Linked DNA regions of Homo sapiens: region 2 is linked to region 1. Evidence: chromatin loops called from intact Hi-C (ENCODE). Cell type or tissue: heart left ventricle. All regions are shown on one strand. Each heading gives the region's core, and the rest is flanking DNA. Links, peaks and the distances in the headings are about the cores only. Region 1 overlaps MACC1 (MET transcriptional regulator MACC1). Region 2 overlaps ITGB8 (integrin subunit beta 8).

Region 1 (8,552 bases), core at 445-8,444:
TATTATAAGAATTTCTAGATATCTCACAACATTGAAGCCATTTTTTGTTTGTGTAGAGCAACTCGTACTTGGTCATTTCTTAGTAAATAATTATAAAGACTCTGTAGACTTTGTGAAGCTAGTGCTGCTTTTAGAGACAGGCAGAAGAGCCAACCAAATTTTCAGAAGTTCTACTGAAAAAATAATTCAAGCAAACTGTCAGAATTTCTTTTGTTTAATATACATAGAAACATTACCTTAATTGAAATGTTTTTAAGTGTTATATGCTAAAAATTAGAAGACGGATTTTGAAAAATAAAGGTGGCATTTCTCTTATATTCACACTTTTCTTTAATACAATTACCCCTAACTCTCTTAAAACTTACTTTTCCTCTGAGGATCAGGTTAATTTTTTGATGCTCCATGAAGATTTCCTAGGTCAATCAACCTTCAGAGAGCCTTTTTACCCCCAAATTCATTATAGTTATTGCATATAACACTCATTTATTAACAACATTTTTCCTTTTTATAATATTTATCATAATCTGTTGGCTGTGCTATTTTATTTTGCACATCTTTTTAACTATTTCTATGATAAAAACAAGATTTTATAATTCTTTTCATCTTCCAGCATTTTCAGAGGTAGACCTTCAACAATTATTGGTGATGAATTTCATATACTTACATGGACAAATCACAACAGTTATAAATTCCCATACCTGTAATATTGCAACTTTTTGAGAGTTTTCCAGCTTCCATGTCAATCAAATTTGCTTCAGACATACTTTGTGCAATTCTTCCTGACCGAAAATGTTTTCTTTCAGTGATTAGCATTTTTCCACCTACAAAGTAAATAGATAAGTATTTTTTGTAAGCATACATATACAGGCTGGCAGAGAAAATAAACTCAAAGACATCATACGTATTTCTATAAAGAACTACATGTGAAAATCCTCTATATAAATCTTCTACTCCTGGTAGGATACTCGACTAGATATACTAAAATATGTGTTAGCACTCCACTAAAAAATGATCAAATTCCAGATTAATACCAATAACCAAATCTGGAAATATATTACTGATCCCATATAAAAGCAATTAATGAGAATTCCAAGGACAACAACAACAACAACAAAAAAGTAAGTTGAAAACTAAGTAAATAAACATTTCCTGTTTGGCGATTGGAGGACTAAATATCACAAACTAAAAATTTTCCCCTAAATCCTTGTATACATTCGATGCAGTTCCATGAAAAATTGCACGTAAATGTGTATGTGTATTTGTTACTTCTTTTTTAATAGTTAAAATTTTATTTATTTCTCAATGGATAAAATTGTATGTATTTATTGCATAGAGCATATTGTTTTGAAGCATGTTGTTTAACAACACATACAGCAGCAATAACTTCTTAAGCTATTTTAATATTTACATAGAAAAGCAAAGAGCTAATACTCAATCCAGAAGAAGAGCATGACAAAAGTAACTGCACTACCTATCAGATATCAGCATTTATCATAAATAGGCTCTAAGTAAGACAACATGGAAGTGGAACATAAATATATGAAGGACACAGAATAGAGATCTCAGAATCAGACCCACCCTTATATGAAGGATTGATACATGGCACAGGTGGCCAAACAGAGTGGTGTGGAAATGGTGGATTATTCATTAAACAGTGATGTTGCCATTTGTTGTGCATGCTAAAAAAATATTACATTGATCACTATCTCATCCTGTGCACAGAAAATAAATGCCAAGGGATTAAAAAACCTAAAAGTGAAAACAAAACCTTAAAATTTGGAAGATAGTCTAGAGATCGTCTTTATGTTTTCTGGGAAGGAGAGAATTTCTTAAACAAGGCACACACACTTATGCAATATGCAAATCCTAAAAAATAAAACCACACATTAGAATAAGACATCCTATATAGCAAAGGACATCAGTAAAAACACAAGCCAAAACTAGGACAATTTATTTTCATTGCACATGACTGAAAAAGGAAAAATAATTGGATTCCAAAATATATCAAAGATTCCCGCAAATCAATAAACAAAATAAAACAACACTATAGAAATTTTTGAAAAAATTCTCTAAATGAACATTTCTCAAAAAATGGAAACACAATGGCCCCTAGATATATGGAAATATGATCAATCTCATTGGTAATTAGGAAAACGCAAAATGAAACCCCAAGAAACACAATTTTTACCTATGAAATTTGCAAATATTTTAGTCTAGTAACACCAATTATTGACAAATATGTGCAACAAAGGGAAAGCCTATATACTTGTTGTGGAAGTGTCAATATGTGCAACCACTTGGAAGTTAATCTGACATTGTCTAGGAAATAGGCTTACAGCCTAGTACCCAACAATTCCAATCCCAGTTATTTGTTTTAGTGAAAACTCTGCAGATGTGCATCAAAGAGATATACATGAATATTCATTACATTATCAAGAAAACTGAAATCCCTAGGATATTCCCCAGAATATCCTTTGCCATATAAGTGGATAAATAAATTGTGGCATATTAACACAATGAAGTATCATACAACTATTGAAACAGATGAATCACAACTAAAAGTATGAACACATACTGGTAGTCAGTATCTCATGTCTGGGACTCAGCCTTCTTTACATATATAATTTCTCTTCATCCCATGACAACATTGAAAAACAGGTATTATAAATATGACTTTCAGAGTCTCAGCAATAGAACGTAACTAAACCACAAGATTGATTAGCAAGTGAGCCACTGACCGGAAGTTACTTGTTCATGTTATAACTACTATATGCAGCCCATAACTTAAGATGCCACATACCCTATGTCAGACTCAAGATTCCCAATGTACCTTCTGAGACTGTCCCACCTTCTAGTTCACATTTCCAGTTATTTTTTAAATTATCATTATTTGTTTATTTATTCAGAGATGAAGTCTCGCTATATCGCCCAGGCTGGAGTACAGTGGTGTGATCTCAGCTCACTGTAAACTCTACTTCCTAGGTTCAAGTGATTCTCATGCCTGAGCCTCCAGAGTAGCCGGGATTACAGGCGCCCACCACCAGTCCTGTCTGATGTTTGTATTTTTAGTAGAGACAGGGTTTCACCATGTTGGCCAGGCTGGTCTCGAACTCCTGACCTCAGGTGATTTGCCCACCTTGGCCTACCAAAGTGCTGGGATTACAGGCATGAGCCACCACGCCCGGCCCAGTTACTTTAAACCTTACTTTTTGTTCTCCTTTGTGTGTGTTGACCACATCTCGTTCACCTGTGACCCCTCCTTCTTTATTGTTATACTCTTCTTTCTAATTCTTGATTTTTTTCTTTTCAAGTAGTTTTATTTTTTAAAGAAAGCAGAAGCCTTTTCTGATCTATAAAAATGAAAGAAAAAATTAAAACAAGATGGAAAACAGGGAAAAGGAATAAAAGAAAAAGAAAAGGAAAAGGAGGGAAGCATGTGTTTCCAGGCATGATAATTAAATAAATCCAAAAATTGTCTCATAAGGTGGCATGCTTAAAAAAATCCAATGTTGCAATAACCATTTCTTTCCCTGATTGGGGAAACTACATCGAAAAAATGGGTAAAATGTTGAATTATGCAATATTCAAGTTGCACGGAAACCTCAAATTTCCTGGCAGACCTTCCAAATGCTGTGGTTGATTTTACCAAATATAATGTCCAAAATTAAAAGTTTTTAGCACAGAATAAGTAGTCAAAACTTTGAGGTAGAAAAGCTGAGCTCAAGTTCCTCAGCAAAATGTAACAAACTAAATTAAAATGAGGAACAAATGTCTAAATGGAAAACTATTTTCGAAAAGATAAAATATATTCTTAAAAAATCAACTTAGTAAACTACCTAAACTCTTTTTTTTTTTATGAGGAAAGAGCAAAATGAGCAATATGTACTGAGGATTCCTTTGAGGCAAATAACCGTTGATATGAAAAATAGTTATAACCAAATGGAATGTAGGTAGAAGTCCTCAACCACATAAAAACCAGGAATGATGCCTTACGCAGCTATGACCTTGAAGGATCATAACCTCTCAGAAACAAAGGCACCAAAGGGTCGTTAGCTGAGATTCTTTGTGGATTATCCTTATTCTCCAGTCACTCAAGCAGGTCTTCACTGTCCTTCAAGGTAGTTGTTCCAAAACTCAGTGGCACCAGGATCACTTGGAAGGCTTAATCAAACAACCCTTTGGAACCACCCCAGTGTTTCTAATCCAGAAGGTCTGGGATTGTGCACAAGAATTTTATTTCTAACAAAGCTGTCAAATGATGCTGATACTGTGGTTCGGTTCCAAGGGGCACATGCTGAGAACCACATTCTGAAAGCCATTCTAAAAGCTCCTTCCCTAGCCAAATGGTTTCCCTAGCCACTCTCACTATCCCACAACAAATCCTCTCTCTCATAATCTTTCTCTACACAAACACATCCCTCCATCCCTCACAGTACCATCCTAAATCTAAATTTTTTTCTATGAATCCAAGGAGAGGTGGTATAGGGGAAAAAAAAAAATCCTCGACTGGAAGGACCAAGATCTGCCTGGACAATGGCATTGCTTGTTTACACAGGTGCAAATCACATTAGCCACATTTAGCATTTCCCTATGTTTTCTTCCAATTAAACCCCATACTCAATGACAATTGCCGCCCAAAACAGGATTTTTTTTTTTACTTTATCTAGAGAAACATGAGTCAGTCTTTGTTGGAATGAGTAAATGAGAATAGAGTACTCTAGTATTCATTTAATTTGGGACATGGTTTTTCAATATGCCTTTTAAAAATACTTATGCTGATTTTGCATGATCCATTACTTTTTTCCTTAAGAAACCAACAAAGTTTTGCCCTTATTTATTTTACTATTTAAACTAGGCCCTAAGCAACTAGAAACATTTACCAAATGTACAACTTAGCAAAAAAGTCAGAAGATATTTTTTGTGAGGATAAGGGGTGGGGAGCAATGCAGTGTTTGGAATAAGTAACCAAGAAAACAATACACTTAAAAGAATTATTTCTTTAAAATGTGTCCTTTGAATTTTTTATGATAGTAATTACATTGTGAAAATTGCTAGTGTTAGCCAGCTGGTAGGTTCAAAGTATTTTTCAGTTAGTGCTTGAATACCTGAAACCTCGATGATTTCCATGAATTTGTACTGTATTTAACTCTTGATCTATGTGATAATAAAAACATGTCCATGTAGGCTATAACTCTTATAGGTGACAGGAGAGCAACTGTTGGACTAGTAGACTTTTCCTTCACCTGCCAAATGCCAAACCTGCCCAAGTAACATTGTATTACTTGTAAATGCAACCAGTATTTTTTTAAAAAGGCCCACAAAGGAATCATAATCAGCTGATGATACACACCTGGTATGATTTTACTGGACATTACCATGCTGTGAGTGGCCTTACTGGATCTTACCCTAGGGCAACTTCTGATGGAATAGTGGCACTCTCTGATTGGTAATTTTTAATAGTATACACCATACACAAGCATACTTTCTCCCAGTTATTAAATACTTCAAGTGTTGCAGCTGATGATTCTGACCAAATATTTAAAAGACCTGACAGGGCAAATGTCAGCAGTTACTTTTCCCCAAGGCAAAGAGTTTCAGAAGATTCTCCAGGGAAGGGAGCAGGCCTCCCAGTGCATTAAGCGGTATTAGAAATCCATAATAATTTCTATGATACCTCCAACCCTGGGAACTCAAAACATTTCATCAATACGTCATCTTGTTAATATCACCAGGTCAAGATGTCTATCACTTCTTTCTATCTTATTATCCTTCCATCACTGGCAGAACTGAAGTTCAGGAAAATCATAATAATTGTGCAGCATAACATCATATTAGTGAGACTAAATCAGGGATATAAAAACAGTAGGTCAGAAACTGTTTGAAGTGCAGCTTAGTGATGTAGTCAAGGAACATATCCAGAAATCTAGATCTGGAAGAAAAGGTATAAAGGACTCCCTGAACAGATACACAAAAGGAATATCTTGGGCCTGTAAAAAATAAAAAAGGTAAAAGATAATCATAAGAGCTATTATTCATTATTTATTTGGAGCTTGCCACACTTCTGGTATCATGCATGGCTTTTCTTGTTTACTTGCAACAATTCTAGAAAGTTGGCTCTACCATCATCCTTATTTTTTTTTTAATTTATTATTATTTTTTCAATGGAGATGGAATTTTGCTCTGTCGCCCAGGCTGGAGTGCAGTGGTGTGATCTCAGCTCACTGCAACCTCCACCTCCCGGGTTCAAGCAATTCTCCTACCTCAGCCTCCTGAGTAGCCAGGACTACAGGTGCATGCCACCACGCCCAGCTAATTTTTTGTATTTTAGTAGAGATGGGGTTTCACCATGTTGCCCAGGCTGGTCTCGAACTCCTGAGCTCAGGCAATCTGCCTGCCTTGGCCTCCCAAAGTGCTAGGATTACAGGCATGAGCCACTATGCCTGGCCTCCATTATCCTCATTTTAAAGGTAGGGAAATAAAGTCTTAGGGACATTATATGCCCAAGATTATAAAGCTACTAAGTAGCAAACCAGTCTTTGAACTTAAGGATACTAGATACTAGCAAACACATTTTTGAACTCTACACAACACTTTCTACCTATAGGTTAAAACTTCTCTTCCAGAGGAAGCGAAATTTGAGACTACACCCTGACCCTGTTGCTGGAGAGTAGTATCAAGCCACAGTGTTGACCCCGGAAGATCTCCAAGTTCACAGCAGGACCTGCATCATGGGCATGTGACCTGTGCAATAACACAGAGCCCCACTCTTGGATAGGCCCCATGCTTGGTGTAATGCTCTGCCACTGCCATCTTGAAATACCTAATATGTTTTGAACAAGAGGTCCCATATTTTCATTTTTCACTGGTGCTGCAAATTATGTAGCTGGTCCTTGTTCACAGAGTTGGCAACCTTTACTCTTCAGACCCAGAGAAATGACTAAAATTACAAGGGGCCATGAAGAAAGGAGAAAAGCATTATTTTGGATGAAGAATGCTCATCTTACAGATGATGAACCAAGCTGCAGAGAGGTTGATAGTTATTTGTCTTTTTTATTTGAATTCCCTACAGTATGTTCATTTTACACGTGTGTGTGCATGAACATACCCACAACACACATGCACTTCCTTGGCTTAAAAATATGTTGAGAAATTTACAAATAGTCAAATAACACAATGAGTTTAAACAACAAGTAAGTGTATATTATTCTTCAGTAAAAAAAAAAAAATTTAAAAACAAAATAAGTGAATAAATAAGGGTGACATTTGCAGGAAGTTGGTAGGACAACTTCAAATAAAAGCAACTTCACAAACATCATGCTGTAAATTCCAGTATACCTATTAGCAGTAGTCCACACATTTGGCTCTCCACTTTCTGAAAGTGACCAAAATAAGGTAAACATGATTAGTTACAAGCTTCACAGTGATCATAGAACACAAAGAAGCCACTTAACAGCAGCACCAGCAATACCTGGAATAAAGAGGGGTGAAGAGGAGCATGTAACTACTGGGGACAGTATCCTCGGTCCCACCTTTTACAGTATGTTCAACAGTAAATCTCTTTAATGGAGCTCTTTCTTAATGTGTGTTGATGTCATCTCACCCAAAGGCAATTCTGTCAAGTCAGGTGGAGAAGAGTGGGCCCAGCTAGACAGCTATCTGCCTCCCTATTCTAAGATAAGCACACATGTCAGGTTACAATCCCAAAAGGACAGGACCTAGTCCAGTAAAGCCCACTATGCTTGGTTCCTCTCAACAGAGTTTCCCTTTCCACTTTTCAAGTCAGAGCTGACTGAGACATTCTAGGCCTAAGATCCAGAGCAGCTTTTTCTTTTGAAGACCCAAACAATTCACTAAGTTAAAGATAGGAGTCACGTTCTCTTGTGAAAATTGAGATGAGTAAATTTGAGATGACAATTGAGATGAGTAGCTAAAATGTAGCCTGAGCAGAAGATCATTCTACTTCTGCATGCTGTGCCATGATAGGGACTGCAGTTTTCCTCAGAAACAGTTTTGTTACTGCTCCCACACAAGAGCATACATTTCCAACTTTCAAGGCCACAGAGCAAAGCTGTAGTACTTTCATTGTGAAAAACATTTAATGACTTCTTTTACCTAATCCCCACTGTTGCCATAAAATATTCCCAGTGATATGTCTCTCAGGTTTAACTTTAAGCAATAGATGTTTCAAGCAAACTCTGAGAAATAAATTAGCTACAAATCTTGTCCCTGGGATTGGACAAGTTTAATTATTGCAAGAGTAGTTGGATATGACTTTGTGTAGTTATGGACCTGCAGTCATTTTTCTTTCCTGTACCCTTCAGTGCAAAAAACGTGTTCTGGGTTGTACTTTTCAAAAGGTATAAAGATCAACCCCCAATTCAGAAGGGGTGGACAAGACGTGGGTTTATAGTGTGGCTAATAAAGCTGTAACTGTAGGGTCCTCACTTGCATGGTCTTTTCTAGCAAACTGAGCCAAATTCTGTATTTGTTTTCTCTGCAAAGCTCCACTGCTTCCTAGAACACTTGACAGTATATCAGGAGACCTCACTGGT
Region 2 (8,552 bases), core at 207-8,206, 240 kb after region 1:
GAAGGATTTTTGCATGTGGTAGACTCTTAGTTGTATGGAATAAAATGCACACAGATCTGAAGTATACATTAAAGGTAGCTGGATCCTTTGGAATTTGAAGATTGTAATGAAAGAAATTAGTGTGTGCCTGCCACACAATAGGCATTAAATAGATATTTATTGAATGAGTGTATACATGGGTGAATAAATGAATGAATGGTTTTCTGCCCAGTAAGAGGACCTATTTTGGTATTAAGGATTGCAGCAAGCTTGACTGACACAAACAAGTCCCAAGGACTTGGGAAAAATTCTAAGCCATTCTTGGAGAGCCTTATAGAACTATATCTGTCCAGTAATTCTTGCTCCTTCAGTGTAGAAATGGCCTCCCTAAAATGTACTTGTCAATTCTGTGTCAATAAGTCGTTTTAGCTATCATGATAGTCTCAATTGTTTGAAACAAAAATATTTCTTTAGCAGCTTTATATGGCAGAAGCATTTTCCACATTTTAAGGTGTCAAGATTTACCCTTTGTGATGATATATGTGTTCTCAAGGTTTAATTACACTTTATCATAAAATATAGTTATTACTGGATTAAAAATGACTGTTTTGTTAACAGACTGATAAATATCTTTGAAGGGCTCAAAATGCAGTCATGGAAATATGTAAAAAAAATAGAACAATTTGAATGCAGATAATCTAATCCTTCAGTATTTCTTATGTATTTCAAATATAATTGGGTCATTATGTGGAAACACTGTTTTTATTCATCCTTTTATAGAAACAGACTCTTTGATCTAGTTAAAATTAAATCTATAATGATTTAATAAGCTTGACTCTGCTTTGTTGCTGACATTTGAAACTACTCTCGTATGTAATTTAAAAATAATGTCTCTGCAGAAGCTCATTTCAGAAGTGAAAGTTCAGGTGGAAAACCAGGTACAAGGCATCTATTTTAACATTACCGCCATCTGTCCAGATGGGTCCAGAAAGCCAGGCATGGAAGGATGCAGAAACGTGACGAGCAATGATGAAGTATGTGGGTGTGCATTTTTCCCTTTTAAAATAAACTAAGTTGTTTGGCGTACTTTCTTACAGAAAAAGCAAACCATTCTGAAAAATTTTACTTACTACTGACTCTAAGAATCTTATTTATACTTCAAGGAAACTTTCATTGTCTCTCCTCAAAGTTCCTACTTGTTTTAGCTCAGCTGATTGTTCTCTCCAACTCTCAGGTTTTAATATGTATATGTGTGTGCGTGTGTGTGTAATATGAAACAATCATGTATCAATAGTAACTTTAAACTTAGGCGTCATGACCGGTATAAATTAGGAAATCACATATTCTCAAATAAGTAGTGTCTGTACTTATAATAATGATAATGCCTTTTTGATTTCATATTCACAAACTCTCAAAGTAAATGTAAAATTGAAAGTCACATATCACAGAAAAGAATGGGAATGATAGAACAGTTGATAAAGGCTAAGAATTTCAAAATCTTTCACTTTGTGATTGCCCCAGTACACTCATAATTATCTAAATTATCTAGAAGGAGGTAGGGAAATTTATTAAGAACAATACAAAATGGGAAGAGTCATCATTTACCAAAAAAAAAAAAATGGGATGTAAAGGAGAGAGATCCAGATTGTAACAGTATCAGGAAACAGCACCAGAGGAGATAGAGATTCTCCAAGGATTGGCACAACGGAGAGAGTAACACAAAGAAACATACTCTTTAAGGGAGTCTTTGCTGGGTGAAGTGATTTTGATTGAGTCATTTACGTCATGAGGCATTGTCTCATGTTTAAATGAATGACTTGGACTAGTAGATTTCCAACCCCTTTTAATCTAAAGTGCAATGATGATTAATTATGTAATGTCATGCTATAGAAAAAAAGAAAAAGTTATTGAAAGTGATAGAAGATTCTAAAAATGAATAAAAGAGACTCTTCTCTTTAGTTAGAATATGTTTTTCTATCTTAGGAATTTTAGAGCTGTGTATTTTAAATTAATTATTGCAAGTTTCTAATTCTGTGGTTTCTTCTATGATCACTCCGTGGATTTTGTTCAAAGGACATCATATACCAGTTTGCAAAATGCACTTTGGCTTTTCATTAAAACTACAGAGAAAACTTTTTACTAGCAAATATAGCACTAAGTTACTTTATGAAAAAACGCTTACTGTCTTAGAAATAGTTATTTCCTTCAAAATGTCATTTTGGAAGAATGGTTTTTCTTAGCTTTTACATTGTTTTTTTTCTTTTCATTTGCTTACATGCCATCTTTCCTTCATTTTCAATTGAGTAGTATAAATAGTTTAACTCTCAGGAATAGTCATATGACCTCTTAATTATAGAAACCCCAGAGTATGATCTACTGTTAGAGATGGCAGTGGCCACATTAACTTATGTATCTGTTAAGCTTCAGCATTCTCAAAGACAAAAGCATTTTAAGCATAACACCAACTGTATTGATTTTAATATTATGGAACAAATTCTAATGTTTCATGTATATATAAGCCAAATTTAGATACTTTATATTATTATATCGTAGATATATATTCCAACCAAAAAGCTCAGCGCAAATTAATTTTAAATTGTAATGGATCTCAATCCAACGTGAAAGAAATATACCTTCTTATTTACCAAAGTACCTAAAGATGGTAAGGTGAGCCAACAAATATAAATAGACATATTAAATCAATTGTGTTGTGCAAAAAGAAGAAATAGAGAAAAAGAAAACATTTGACCAATTCCTGCCAGCACAGCTCCTTAGTTCTGGGCTATCTTCTTCCATGGAGACAAATAGATAACCTGTGTTGAGGTCTTAAGATTTGCAAATGAGAGTCCTAAACATTTTTCTTTCGAGTAACATCAGAGAAGGCCACAGGTTTTCCTCCACTGAAACCCTGTATAAACTAAAATTTAACTCCGAAACTTTACTTGGGCTCCTAGAAAATAGGAACAAAATTAAAACTGTTCATTTGAACATCTTATCTCAGGGTTTTGATTTTTATTTATTTATTTATTTTTGAGATAGAGTCTCGCTGTGTCACTCAAGCTGTAGTGCAGTGGTGCAATCTCGGCTCACTGCAACCTCTGTCTTCCGGGTTCAAGCAATTCTCCTGCCTCAGCCTCCCTCCCAAGTAGCTGAGACTACAGGTGCGCGCCACCATGCTCAGCTAATTTTTGAATTTTTAGTAGAGATAGGGTTTCACCATGTTGGCTAGGCTGATCTCGAACTCCTGACCTCAAGTGATCCAACCGCCTAAGCCTCCCAAAGTGCTGGGATTACAGGTGTGAGCCACCACGCCAGGCCTCATCTCAGGGTTTTAAACCAGTAGAGCAGAAGCCCTTTACTTTGGTTTATGTGATCTATCTCTAGTGTCAAATATTCAATACCCCACATTTTAATGGCTGAGTTTAGAAAATGGCCTATTCTTTCTCATGTTTGCTAAGAAATTAATCATCAGTGATGGGGTAGATGCTTCAGATAGGCTTGCACTCAAGTCTATTTAATGGTGCAATATAGGGATTAGTAGTTATTATATTCTTTAACCCTCAAGTTCATTCATTGGAAAATAAATGACTTTAAAAAGAGATGTTGCATATATATGAAAGAGATTACATGTGTTTCTTTTACAAATATCGTTAATTTCTCTAAGATGGTTTCTTATCAATTCAGTTATTAACAGATATAATATTGGTAATAAAAATAATTAAGGTATATAAATATATTTCCTTTTTCCTCCTAAATTTAGGTTCTTTTCAATGTAACAGTTACAATGAAAAAATGTGATGTCACAGGAGGAAAAAACTATGCAATAATCAAACCTATTGGTTTTAATGAAACCGCTAAAATTCATATACACAGAAACTGCAGCTGTCAGTGTGAGGACAACAGAGGACCTAAAGGAAAGTGTGTAGATGAAACTTTTCTAGATTCCAAGTGTTTCCAGTGTGATGAGAATAAATGTCATTTTGATGAAGATCAGTTTTCTTCTGAGAGTTGCAAGTCACACAAGGATCAGCCTGTTTGCAGTGGTCGAGGAGTTTGTGTTTGTGGGAAATGTTCATGTCACAAAATTAAGCTTGGAAAAGTGTATGGAAAATACTGTGAAAAGGATGACTTTTCTTGTCCATATCACCATGGAAATCTGTGTGCTGGTGAGTATAAATATATACAGGCAGCTTTTACTTGTCACTATTACACCAGCATAGATGTTAAAGTGTCTTTAAATCACATGTTTATAAATTAGCAAAACTGAATCTGAATTTGTTATTCAAAGTTTCAAAGTCCATGAAATTAGGGCATGGCAACAGATTTATAGTACGTGATTTTGATATTTATATCTTAACCTATTTTATACAGGAAATGCTTCAAAATAAAAACCTAAAATTAATTGTTATTCTCATGCTTTCCTTGATCTTGGAAAGAAATATACCAGAAAAGGAAATGCTGATGATATCTGACACATTTTCCAGAAGAATCAGAGTATTCTTCTAGAAGGATCTGATTCATTCTGGTAAATGGTCACTCCCTCCAACTTGCTCAGAGGATTTTATTTCTGTCAGGATGATGGGGAGTGAGCTATAAGAGTATACTTTTCATTCATATGAAAATCCTTAATGCATTATTATAAATGGTATTCTAAGCTGGCAGTAATTTAAGCCTCTCCAGTTTATTTTGGGCCACCACCAGCAACAAAACTGCCAAAGGACAGCATTCTTCAAGAAAATACTGCCTTACTAAGTAATCTAAAAGATTCGTCCTTGAGGCCACACACAGACCAAATTTTAAACATGAAATAAATTAAAATAAAAATACGAAGATCACTCTTGGGCCATTCAATTTACTGCCACCTACAGGTTAGATTCCAGAAAATCTAATCAACATTAGCAAACTAAAACAAAATACTGTTTTTAAATGAATTAAATAAACTACCTGTCATCTGAGTTCTGTGATAATTTTCCTGTGACAATGTGCTAAATTTACTCATTGAGAAAAACATCTTTTTAGTATTTGCATTTTAGTAAATAAATATTTGTTAAATTATTGACGAATGGAAACGTCATCATAAGCATATGGGACGTAACAAACCTATAAAAAATAAATGCTATAATGTAGTCTCAGCTGAAAATTTGGCCTGTATCACCTAAATGTGCAATGGAAAATTGTCTTTTTATTCTGTAACATACATAGAATATCTTAATATACAAACATTTATTCAACTGTAACTGACATCATGGGTAGGATGGATTATAGATGACTTTAGAATGAAGCAGCAGTTGTCTACTGTATTTTATAGGGAGGAAAAATATTATTTTACAGTGAAGAGAAAGAATTTTCTGAAGTCACGTCCCACAGCTGTCAATCTCTCAAGAGGGTTTCAAATACATTTGAGTATTTGTCCCAGTCTCTGTTTGCAGTGAAATATCGAATGTACTAGCTTTTCTATATGAGTATGATACTACTGACCCACAAGCAGTTGAGAATCTGCTTTGAATTGTTTCTGTGTAAGTGCAGACTGTAACTGACATGTACTTTCTCCACTAGTCTCCTTTGGGAATAAAAACACATGTTCACAGGCCTGCTGGCGGGGAGTCAGCATAAGCCTGCACAGCACAGAGGGCTTGGCCGACATTTGTCTGGCCTGGACCTCATTAGTTTTACACTTAGCAAATTGAGCTGGTCCTACAGTAGAATCTGTGGAACAATTACCCTGTGAGGTGCTCAGCAATAAAAGAAGAGAGAGAGGGAGCTAAGAAAGGAAAGGAAGGGAGAGAGATAGAAGGAAGGAAGGGAGGGAAGGAAGGAGGAAGGAAGGGAGAGGGAGAAAAGAGGAAGGTTGGTTTGTGGCTAGATAAGCTTCAGAATTCCTATATCATCATGTGAAATGTACCCCCTTTTGACGATTTCTAGTGCACATTGGCATATTAAGTTTTGGACACTTTTACTGTCTAAAATCCATTTAACTATGTGTAACTATGTTTTCTTCACCCCACATGCATAATGTTCCCCCACCACACACACCATCTTTCTTTCTTTTTTTCATTTACCATCTAAGAACTGCTCACAGTATAGAGGAGGATCTGCTCTGCTAACTTACTAAATAGTGCACTGAGGATGTGAATGCAATTGTTCAACTTCTCAAGAGACCTGATCTTTAAACATGGCACTAGCAGTACTGAAGCACTAGAAAAGTTTGCCTCACAGTCCTGCAAAGTTATCCTAGGCCTTCAGCAACATCAGAAGACTGAGAGAATAGGTGATGGAAGCCATATCAAATACCTGTATCTTTTCTAATTTCAAGTCAGGCAGTTAACATTACTTTGGCCTTTGCAGTTTCTTGATATGTGTGTTTTTAATGTAAAACGGAATATGCAATGACATTCAAGTAGTCTGGCAGCCACTGAAGCAGGGGTGCCCTTCGTGCTTGTTAGCGGAGTGCATTAGCATGGGGAGATTATCTACAGTAGAACAGCTTTGAAAACAGACCCTCCTAAATCCAGCACTGTTTGTGTCAGACCAATGAAAAAGTGATGCTGTTCCCATTCATTGGACTGTCAGTGCGTTTCCATGGAGATGATACAGGAATCCATGGTTGAAAACTCTTTACAAAGTCAGTGATCCAGATAACATAGGTCCTGCGGTGTCTTCCTCACAGGGCATGGAGAGTGTGAAGCAGGCAGATGCCAATGCTTCAGTGGCTGGGAAGGTGATCGATGCCAGTGCCCTTCAGCAGCAGCCCAGCACTGTGTCAATTCAAAGGGCCAAGTGTGCAGTGGAAGAGGCACGTGTGTGTGTGGAAGGTGTGAGTGCACCGATCCCAGGAGCATCGGCCGCTTCTGTGAACACTGCCCCACCTGTTATACAGCCTGCAAGGAAAACTGGTATGATTTCTTTGACTCCAAACATACACAAAGAATAGCTACTTTTGTCCTTTTTCGTTCTGACTTCCTTAATCTTAAACGTTGCCAGATACATTGTGACCACCATGCTAAAAAAGAATTAAATGAGAAATGCTATGAATTAGAAGACTTGAATTCAAATCTTTGACCCCTGGATAGCTGTGGAAGCATCAGAGTATATCTGGACACTCACTACCTTAGCTTTTTTTGAAATTAGAGGTTGCCTGCTACCCAGCTTACTATTTAGTAAGCGTGTGATCTCGGACAAGTTGTTATAATTTTCTGTGCCTCAGTTTCCTGATATCAAAAGTGAGGATAGTAATAATACCTTGCTGTATATCTGTGAAAGTATCAAATGATTCATATAAAAAAACTCACCTTTGTACTTGATGCATGGCAATCATAGAATAAATGTTAGCTGTTACTGCTATGTTTTATATTTAATATATATATATATTTTTTTTTTGTGACAGAGTCTCGCTCTGTCACCCGGCTGGAGTGCAGTGACATGTCACTGCAAGCTCCGCCTCCCGGGTTCACGCCATTCTCTTGCCTCAGCCTCCCGAGTAGCTGGGACTACAGGTGCCCGCCACCACGCCGGGCTAATTTTTTTTTTTTTTGTATTTTTAGTAGAGACGGGGTTTCACCGTGTTAGCCAGGATGGTCTCAATCTCCTGACCTCGTGATCCACCCACCTCGGCCTCCCAAAGTGCTGGGATTACAGGCGTGAGCCACTGCGCCCGGCCTTATTTTTAATATTTTAATGATAAAGAACAATGGTGTCTGTGACACACCCTAGAAATAAGTGATATATAAATGAAAGGTTATATATTAAATGAAGGTGACATTACTGTTTTGTGCCAATAAATTTTTCAGTAACAATTTGAGATCTGCACAAAGACTTCTAATCTAAACACTGTAACTTCCAGTTTGTTTTATTCAACATTTTAAACCATTGACTTTCTCAGATTAGTAGCTCAAGTAAGTTTTTTAGAATTATGCATGGTAATTTATTTAAATCATTTGGAAATGCAATCCTTCGATGTAATGATGGAGTTAGTTCTAATGAACATAATCAAAATTTGAATTGTTTCTGCATTGTTATTTTGTCTTTTTTTTTCTTGCAGAAAATATTATAGTCCACCACCTTTTTAAAGAATAAATATTTTCACTTCTGTTTCCCCTTGCAGGAATTGTATGCAATGCCTTCACCCTCACAATTTGTCTCAGGCTATACTTGATCAGTGCAAAACCTCATGTGCTCTCATGGAACAACAGCATTATGTCGACCAAACTTCAGGTAGGCCAAAGCTTAATAATCAAAGCACAGAAGAGTGTCTGTAGAGGATGATGTTCCCCCAAAAGACCCATAATTAACCATGCTAAAGAAAGGACTGGGCCGGGTGTGGTGGCTCACACCTGTAATCCCAGCATTTTGGGAGGCCAAGGCGGGTGGATCACCTGAGGTCAGGAGTTCCAGATCAGCCTGGCCAACGTGGTGAAACCCCGTCTCTACTAAAAATACAAAATTGGCCAGGCGCAGTGGCGGGCACCTGTAGTCCCACCTACTCAGGAGGCATAGGCAGGAGAATCCCTTGAATCCGGGAGGCGGAGGTTGCAATGAGCTGAGATCATGCCATTGCATTGCAGCCTGGGCAACAA

The links. A loop is a pair of places that touch in the nucleus more often than their neighbours do. Peaks named below come from ENCODE experiments on the same cell type or tissue, not always from the same donor. Only the 100,000 strongest peaks of a DNase experiment are listed, where the experiment ranks them.
Region 2: a loop joins it to region 1, with 2.6 times the contacts of the local background. A loop is called at or near these places in 4 of 110 quality-filtered maps.

What each region holds. Positions count from the first base shown.
Region 1 is chr7:20,161,050-20,169,601 of GRCh38, forward strand. MACC1 (MET transcriptional regulator MACC1) reads right to left here. Exons shown (of 7, transcript NM_182762.4): 3 at 3,207-3,350; 4 at 699-821. The coding sequence starts at 813. Among named protein-coding and RNA genes, the nearest start is that of MACC1-AS1, 23 kb to the left of the region's middle. In heart left ventricle, for the core only: no CTCF peak of the experiment used is centred there; no DNase peak of the experiment used is centred there; H3K27ac peaks cover 1,675 bases.
Region 2 is chr7:20,397,982-20,406,533 of GRCh38, forward strand. ITGB8 (integrin subunit beta 8) reads left to right here. Exons shown (of 14, transcript NM_002214.3): 9 at 879-1,013; 10 at 3,740-4,145; 11 at 6,647-6,872; 12 at 8,081-8,190. Among named protein-coding and RNA genes, the nearest start is that of ITGB8-AS1, 70 kb to the left of the region's middle. In heart left ventricle, for the core only: a CTCF peak has its summit at 4,831 (motif pointing left); a DNase peak (open chromatin) is centred at 5,600.